2 separate regions of the Homo sapiens genome follow, and region 2 is linked to region 1. A link is an interaction called in ENCODE POLR2A ChIA-PET data of the cell type or tissue named here. Cell type or tissue: GM12878. All regions are shown on one strand. Each heading gives the region's core, and the rest is flanking DNA. Links, peaks and the distances in the headings are about the cores only. Region 1 has its middle 33 kb from the start of UBE2D2. Region 2 overlaps CXXC5 (CXXC finger protein 5).

Region 1 (4,388 bases), core at 152-4,151:
TGCCAGTTTTGTTATATCTTTAACTATATTCTCAACTACTTGCCCCTGATCATCTATGTGTAGACAATAATTAGTACGGTTAAATTTTCTACAAACTCCTCCTTCAGCTGCTACCAAGTTGTCAAGAACTATTCTATTTTGATAGATAGCATTTCTCATCAGAGTCTCTTGCTGGGCAAGAACGGTCAAGGCTTGACCGGTTTTATTAGTAATAATTTCTAAAACAGCTTGCAACTGTATGATTCAGTTGAGCATGTAGATAGGGGTTCGATATCCTCATGAGCCTTCTTGTGCCTAAGTGGCGGGTCTATAGTATTGTATGATTCTTTCAGAGGGCCATTCATTATTTTTCTAATCACTTATGGCTATGCTTCATTTTTTGCAGGAAGCATAGACTGGGAAGCCTAGAAGTTCACCTGTTTTTATGGGCAGTAAGAAGAAAGATGGCTTAATGGTGCCAATTATACAGCTACCTGTCCTGATCAGGCAGCTTAGCATAAGCTCTGTGTCCACATATCCAGTATAACCTGGTGGGGGCCGTCCAGTCCTGGTGGAATTCTGGGTGGGCCCAAACAGTCTGCAACTTTGGAAATTTGCTGAATGGATTCCTTTCTGTGTGATTGGAACTCTACCATGTAACTGTTTTTGTGGTACCATTATACAGCTTTTGCCTAAGACAACTAAGCCACCTTACAGGATGAGTGAATCCTTTTCCTTCTCTAGCTATGCAATACTGTCCAATAATTGAGACTTTTAGAACCCAAAAATTGTCAGGGTGGTTCTTTTGGGCTGGGAATTCATCAGGAACTGGGTCTGTAGGAACTAATTTTCGGGCTTCCCATGGCCATTGATCTCTTGTTACAGTTCCTCCACAGACATAACATGAGGTGACTTGTAGAGACTGGGCTACATGTTCGGCTAATGGAAAAAACAAATTTTTAGTTTTTCCTGGAATCTCAGGTACTGGCACATTTAGTTCATCATGAAATACTGAAATACTGGTAGAAAATACTGGTAGAAGGTCTGAAATACTGGTTCTGGAGAGCGTTTTTGAACCTCTCCTTTTATTAGGATGCTTACACTAAGATCCAGCCCTTTTCCATCAATGCCTAATGTTACATTTTTTTTTATTTTACTTGGGTCTGAGGGGTTTGTGATTATCAATTTTAAAAGGATGCAGCTCCCACTTGTGCAGGAGGGGCTGACTTTTCATTTTTGGAGCCAAACAGGATCTTTTTTTATTTTCTTTTTAAGTAGCTCAAATGACACAAGACCAGTATTGACACATCTCGCATAAATATGATTTTTGACAGATGTACTTATTTTCTGCTGTGTAACTTTTTTTCCAATCTAGAGAACTGCATCTTATCCCATGCTGTTTACTATTAATAGCAGCACAGGCATCAAATTTTAAGATTACATTTTTGGGGACCCCTTTTTCTTCTGTTCTAGCTATTACTTTACTTGTGTCACCTAGAAAAGGACCAGTCCTTAGTCTTACTTCAAAGACTGTGATCTTGGGAGGTTCAGAGGGGTCATAGCACACATTGGGCTGGTCACTGCCTGGATTACCTACTTTATACTGAGTGTTATTATACAAACAGGTTCCTTTTGGAGTTCTTAGGCATTCATAATAACTATAAAATAATATGACTGTAGCAATCTTTTGTCCTACCTCAGTGACCTGATGTATATACTGGGAACAGTTTTCAGTCTGAGGAAGGTCAGTTGAAGTCCTTATTGTACAAGTCCAAATTTTGAGGAAAATGAGTCCCGCAATGAGTTTCCTCATGCTTCGGCCATGTGTGTACAAGTCAGCTTCCGGGTGTGACTGGAGCAGGGCTTGTCATCTTCTTCAGAGTCACTTTGCAGGGGTTGGCGAAGCTTCTCCTATCCACGTACAGCTCCTAGTCTACTGATGTTTAAGCGTGGTCTCAGTGGTTGGGCCTACTAGAATAAACTGAGTCCAGTACTTCTACACAGTTATGTTTAACTGGGCTCTCTGATACGGGGAGCAAGGTGGCAGGGTTTAGGGTGTTGCAAACTTCAGTGGTTATGCGGGGATTTTCACAGAGCAAGCTTTGGTATCTAGTTAGTCTAGCATTCATTAGCTAATGGTTTCCTTTGTTATTTATTAAAATCACCATAGCATGGGGGGACTTTATGTTTAGGTTTTGTCTAAGAGTTAGCTTATTTGCTTCTTGTGCTAACAGGGCCCTTGCTGCCAGGACCCTTGGACATGGGGGCCAGCCTTTGGAAACCCCGTCTAGTTGTTTTGAGAGATAGGCCACTGGCCTTGGTCAGGGCCCTACATTCTGGGTTAAAACTCCAACTGCCATTTTTTCTCTTTCTGACACAGAGTGTAAAGAGTTTTGTCAGGTCAGGTAGCCTCAGGGCTGGGGCCGACATGAGTTTTTCTTTTTTCTTTTTTTTTTTGGTTGATGAAATGCCAGGGTGAAAGGGATAGCCAAATGGACTAAAGCACAAGTGCCACACTAGTTATTTGGCAGAGTGCCCAGTAAAGGTCCACCACAATACCACCACACATCCACTCGGGGATGAACAAGGGCTGACTGATTGATAAGCTCTTGAAAATTCTTAAGCTCACTGCATCCCTTCAGGTCTCCAAGGAATACTAAGTTTCCTCTCTGCCGTGAGAGACACGAAGTGAACTTAGTGTTGGGAGACAGAAGCTGCATGGCCCTTGGGGGCTGACCCGCAGAGACTTTGGGATATAGCAGAGAGAGCTTGGCATGACTTATTACTCCAGGCTGTAGAATCCTGGAAAAGAGCTACCATGCAGTCCACGCCTGGTCGACTAGAGGACCACCTTAGTGGAAGGGGGACAATCAGGGCCTCTGGCCTGCCATGTGCACAAGCATAACAATTGCTTTTGTTTAATGTGCAGATGGAATATTTGATCCATTTCAACCAGGAATTTGCATCTGTCTTAATAGTACACAGGAGGCCTTATTACTTTTAAATTATACAACATTTTTTGCTTAAAATTTTTTTAATAAAATTTTTTCTTTTATGACTTTTGCAGACAATTTTTTAAACATGTTTTAACTTTTTGACTTATTACAAACATTCTTTTCTTTAAACAACCAGTTAATTTATTTCAGGACAAGAATTTATCATATAACTCTTTTTATATAAATTCTGCCTCTCCCCTTTATTTTTGAAGATAACCATTGTTTTTTTAAAGCAAACTTTCTTTATGTGTTTTGACTAGACTGTCTAAGGCCACAAGATTAGAAGTTACCATAATACATGTTACACTGTTAACTTTTAGCAAACTTCACTTTTGTTGAAAACCTTATAAGTTTGTGATTTCAATTATCCTTTGCTATTAATAAGACCTTGTTCAGTCTAAATTAACTTAAAATTGGTATAGATGGCCTTTTTTTCTCTCTGCTGGTCTTTCCTTGCCTCTGCCAGCTGCTTATGCTGCTGTTCTCTTAACTACTGTGGGGAGAGGGGGAAGGGGGTCTAAAACCAGCTGTAACTGTCTATGTATAGAAACTGGTCCGGGTGCTTTGGCTTACAGGTTACCTTGTGCCATACCTTTGAAACAAGGGACCTCTCCAGGCTTTCTTCTGATAGCCAACCCACCTCTAATGCTAGCCAGTCTATTTCACACAAAGTTCTAAGTTTTTCTGGTGTCATAGTAACACCGTAATCTCCCTTAAATCTTGAAATTTTTTTTTAACATAGTTCCCAGTGGGGTGGGCTTACTTTGCGCCTGACCCATATTTTTTTCTTCCGAGACAAAATACCATGCTCACACCACACATACTCACCACAAGACAAAGAATGGGTAAAGAGGGTACACACACACTTTTACCGTTTATACCAAACCAAAATCATGAAATTCAAAATCTGAATACCAAAAAATTTAAGCCAAGTGAAAACCAAAACTAAAGTATCCAGCAATTCAAGTCAAGTCAAAACCAGAACAAAAGTGCCAATGCAGGCACACCGTGGGTGATCAGGCCACACTTCCACTCAGATGGAGTGGGGCAAGTTCCAAAGACTAGTCTTACCAAGTCAAGCCAAGTCAAAACCAGAACAAAAGTGCCAATGCAGGCACACCGTGGGTGATCAGGCCACGCTTCCACTCAGATGGAGTGGGGCAAGTTCCAAAGACTAGTCTTACCAAGTTTCAGATGTCCGGACTCCCAAGTGCCAGTTCCTTCCCGGTGTTCAGCCACTGTGTTAATCCTCCGCGGGGGCCTGCTACACGCTGCTCTGGCGAGGCATTCCACCAGGGCAATTTCCTACCCGGGAGCGCTCTTTGGATCGCGTCACTCAGGCTGGCCGGAGTCCCCCACAGGGATGCTCCACAGGGCAGGCTTAAGCCGCCTAAGGGGCTGCCTCGGCCGTCT
Region 2 (4,388 bases), core at 92-4,091, 130 kb before region 1:
CATCCAGCCCATTGCCAAGGGTTATGGGGGCCTCAAAGAGGAAAGAGCAAGGCCTGTGCCCAGCAAGCATTTAAGGAGTCCCTTCTGTGTGCCAGATAGTGTGGAAGGTGCAGGAAACAGCACACAGAGGCCAACAGCCTGTCAAGGGCTCTGCCAGGACTCCATCCCACTAGGCAGTGGCAAGCCACAAACTCCCAAGGCCTCAGTTTCCTTATCTGTATATGGGGATGCTAACAACATGCATCTGTCCCAGGTATGGGCCCATGTCACCTGAGGCTACTGTGGGGATGAAAAAAAGTGAAAGTCAGAAAGCTGTTAACATGGTGCCTGCCACAGAGAGGACTTTCGTTGGGCTACCCATTACCACTGGCTTTGTTACAATCTATTACAACAATAGCAGTTGGCCGGGGGTGGTGGCTCACGCCTGTAATCCCAGCACTTCGGGAGGCCGAGGCAGGTGAATCACTTGAGGTCAGGAGTTCGAGACCAGCCTGGCCAACATGGAGAAACCCCATGTCTACTAAAAATACAAAAATTAGCCAGGCATGGTGGCGCACACCTGTAATCCCAGCTACTCGGGAGGCTGAGGCAGGAGAACTGCTTGAACCCAGGAGGTGGGGGTTGCAGTGAGTCAAGATGGCGCCATTGCACTCCAGCCTGGGTGACAGAGTGAGACTCCATCTCAAAAAAACAAAAACAAAAACAAAAACAAAATAGCAGTTAACGGGGGCCGCAACTGATTACAGCAGCAGCTAAAGTTCTTCAAACACTTATTTGGTGCCAGGCACTGGGGGTACAAGAAGTAATCACTGCCATATCCCATTGCAAGGCTGGCAAGGAGCAGGCCCAATAAGCAGCCCCAATAAGCATCTGATGAATGAGGGGATCAATGACAGGAGGCACGGCCCTGCCTGCAAGGAAGGTATAAGCCAGCATGTTTTCATGGGTGAGGGTGTCTTTCTGCACACATGTGTGTGTATGTAAGCACTTAGGTGTGTTACACGTACATATGTGTGCCTGTGTGAGAGACCTGGGGATCCAGTGATGCCAGGAGCACAGCCACTCAAGCCCACTGAGGCCCCCACCTGACACCACCCCTGCCAGTGATCACAGCAGAGCCAAGGGGACTGTGGCAAGAGCAGGGGCCAGGCCCACAGAGAAAGGCCTGGAAAGATGCTTTGCATAGTTCTGGCCATCGGATTACAGGCCCAGCCTAGGCCCCTACTTGGGTGTGTAGGGGCCGCTAGGGGTTGCCCCACAGGAACCCAGGCCCCCAGTGCCCGAACATTACGCCCGTACTGGCATGGCACACAAGTGTTCCTGCTGGCAGGCTGGGCACGTCTGAGGAGGTCAGAAAAGGTCACAGGCAAGGGAGGGAGTGCTGGGCCCAAGGGCGATGTAGGGTCTGCCAGACAGAGGAGGGCGGGTACAGGGCTCCCCGGGGGCCACCAGGCAGGCCTGGCTCTGCCCTGCTGGGGCCGGCAGCTGGAGGGGAGTAAATATAGCTGGGGCGTCCCAGCCACATTCCTGGGAGGCCAGTGAGGCCCGCCTGCCCGCTGCTCTAAGCAGAGCGCAGCAGCCAGGGCCCAGAGCCGCCACTGCCCTCTTCCCAAACAAACAGAAAAATAAATAAAACCAGCTCTCACGGCCGGCCGGCACAGCTGGTGGGGGAGGGGGCAGGAAGGGGTGGACAGTGGTTGGGGGGTGGACAGGCAGGCGGACCAGTTGCCGCGGTTTCTGTTCCACTGGGAAGGAGGAGGCCAACAAAAGAGGGAAATGGAGGAAAAGGGCAGGGAGATGGTCAGAGATGTCAGCGAAGGGGAGAGAATCCCGAAGAGATGAAGGGTGTCACAAGGAGAGGTGTGGGGAGGTAGGTCAGGAGGGATAGGGAAAGTGTCAGGGGCAGGCACAGTGGGGGACAGTTAGGAGAAGGCAGAGGCAGCCTCTGGGTCAGTAATTCAGCGGCAGGGATGCCCAGGGGGGCGGCGGGGGGTGGCAGGCAGAGACAAAGGGGGCTGTGTGGGCTGGGGTAGGGGGCCGGCTTGAAGGGCCATGAAATATTGAAGAGCTAGGCCAGTGAGTGACAAAGGTCATAGGAAGCAGGAGACTAGCCAGGGAGCAATGGGGAACCCTGAGGCGGAGGGCTGCCCCACCTCTGGCCTGTCTCTCCACCACCTCCATCACAGCCAGTCTCCCCAGCTCTCCTCCTGCGATGGAGGGACAGGCTGAGGGTGGGATGGGCCTCGGGGATTAGTGATGGCAGGGAGACCTCTGCAGTTCCCTCTTCCCTAGGGCTGATCTGGGTACAGCCGGCCTTCCAGAGCTGCCAGCCACCCTATCAAGAAAGCCAGGAGGCCTGTCAACACAGCCGCTGCCACGGCACCTCCTGGGGAAGGAGCGGGAGACATCCAGCTTCTCCTTCCCAGGAAAAATCAGCCAAGCCACCACTTTCCACAGAGACCTGTGGGGAGGGACGGCTGGGCCTCACAGCTCAGCTGAGCCAGCAGGTCACCCCCCAGCCCTCCCACGCTACCCCAGCCTGGCCCCATTACTAGCTTCACCACCTGGGTCAGTCCCCTTGTCCCTGAGCCTGTGTCTTCACCAGCTCTACCCCACCCTAGGCTTGGGGTGAGGAAAGAAAGAAGGCAAGTAACACCTTGAAAACATACTGAGGCCAAGCATCTGCACACATCATCTCAGAGAAGGCTACCATGTGCCCCATGGGGTCTGTCCTATTATCAGTCCCATTTTACAGATGAGGAAGAGAAAGTCAGACAAAGTGATGCACCCACGGTCACACACCTGGTAATCAGCTGAATGGAGACAGAAGTGCGAGGTGTGAGCCACATGTTATTTTCTTAGGATTCACGGGGGACATGCATTCCTTGTCTCTATAAAAGCCAGTGTTTACTGAATACAGATTGTAGGTGAGCACCTCTCCCTGCCAGGCACTATGCAACCATCTGTGTCCATCTGAAAATGACCTTGTGAGGCAGGCATTCTCTTACCGTCCAATTTCAGAGATTAGGAAACTGAGGTTTGTAGAGATAACACAACTGGCCCAAATGTCACACATCCAGCTAGGCAGTGACATGTCCAGGATTTGGAGTCAGATCTGATGGACTCTAGAGCCACTGCTCATACACACTTGTCTGGGTGGAGGTTAGGAGGAGCCGGTAGCAGTGGAGCTCAGTGGTTCAATTGGCTCTGACAAGGGACACCCAGAAAAGGTCAAAAACAAGGTCACAACTGCCGTGGGGGGTTGGGGAGATGGCAACTGCTTTGAGGATGGGAGAGGGGCAGAGCCTGTAGGAGCCCCAGGTGAGGGTACAAGCTAGGGTCCTGGCTAGAGTGATCTGCTTGGTCTACCCAGAGCCCCCATACCAGGTAACACCAGCCCTGCCCTAGTGTGAGGATACTGAGGCTGACCCAAAAAGGGCCAGTGGAGCCCTGTCTTGTTGGTCCCCAGGGTTCTAACCTGTGCTCTGGGGCCAGTGTGCCTGGAACTAATCACCTCTCTAGAGCCCCTAGTGCTGTGGAAGGCGGGGCAGGATCCCCTCCCTCCCTCCTAGGCCCTGTGAGCCCAGAGGGAGGCCAGCATCAGAGGCAGGAAATGAAGAAGAATTTGCGATCTAATTGAGCTGGCGGGGGATTAGGCGGCAGAATGCAATTACAGGGGCTGGAGCGGGGCCAGGGCACTGACACCCCAAGATGTGGCCTGGCCCAGGTGACTTGGCCCAGTCAGTCTCTGGCCAGAGACACTAGACTTGGGGTTGGGAGTATGGGTACAGGGAAAGGTTGGGACCAGACTGCTTCTCAACATACAGAGGACTGTGGGGTTCCAGCTCCATGTAATACCCAGAAGCAAGAAGTTTTCCTGGGAATCCTCCCCCAGGGAACAAGCCTATGGACTCTCATCTGGGGATCTGGCAGCCAGACACACATGCTCTCACAGGCTCCGTTCATACATGTGCAAGCATGTGCTCACACTCCCAGGTAAGCCCCACATATCCACATTCACCTGCATAGGGGCAGGCTTCCCAGCATGGAGACACACAGGCTGGCCCTTTGCTGCCACTGGCTCCACCAAATGGTGGGTTGTGGGGGCACAACCCCCTCCCTCCAGAAAACCCACCCATGACCTTAAAATCCTTTTATTCCCGTAATCACATGCTACCATTGCCGTGGATACACGCTGTCACCCCAGCCCCAGCCTGTCTCCCTCTGCGGCTTCCAAAACTCCCAGCAGGCAGGCAGACGGGGAGGCTGCCCAGTTACTGCTGGGGAGGGAAGGGGTGTAGGGGTTGCAGGGGGAAGGACTGGGTGTGAGAGGTTCAGTTCTACACACACACACTCCATGCTACACACACATTCAGGGCCTCAAACAA

Evidence for each region. Peaks named below come from ENCODE experiments on the same cell type or tissue, not always from the same donor. Only the 100,000 strongest peaks of a DNase experiment are listed, where the experiment ranks them.
Region 2: POLR2A ChIA-PET joins it to region 1 with 6 read pairs; 5 of 35 experiments call an interaction of 5 or more read pairs at or near these places.

Annotation. Positions count from the first base shown.
Region 1 is chr5:139,526,384-139,530,771 of GRCh38, reverse strand. It overlaps a transcript of UBE2D2 not described here. Among named protein-coding and RNA genes, the nearest start is that of UBE2D2, 33 kb to the left of the region's middle. In GM12878, for the core only: no CTCF peak of the experiment used is centred there; no DNase peak of the experiment used is centred there; H3K4me3 peaks cover 3,560 bases; H3K27ac peaks cover 1,438 bases.
Region 2 is chr5:139,653,039-139,657,426 of GRCh38, reverse strand. The region is part of intron 1 of CXXC5 (CXXC finger protein 5); the gene reads right to left. Among named protein-coding and RNA genes, the nearest start is that of CXXC5-AS1, 5.5 kb to the right of the region's middle. RefSeq lists an enhancer at 2,561-2,610. In GM12878, for the core only: a CTCF peak has its summit at 2,292; no DNase peak of the experiment used is centred there; H3K4me3 peaks cover 1,967 bases; H3K27ac peaks cover 2,223 bases.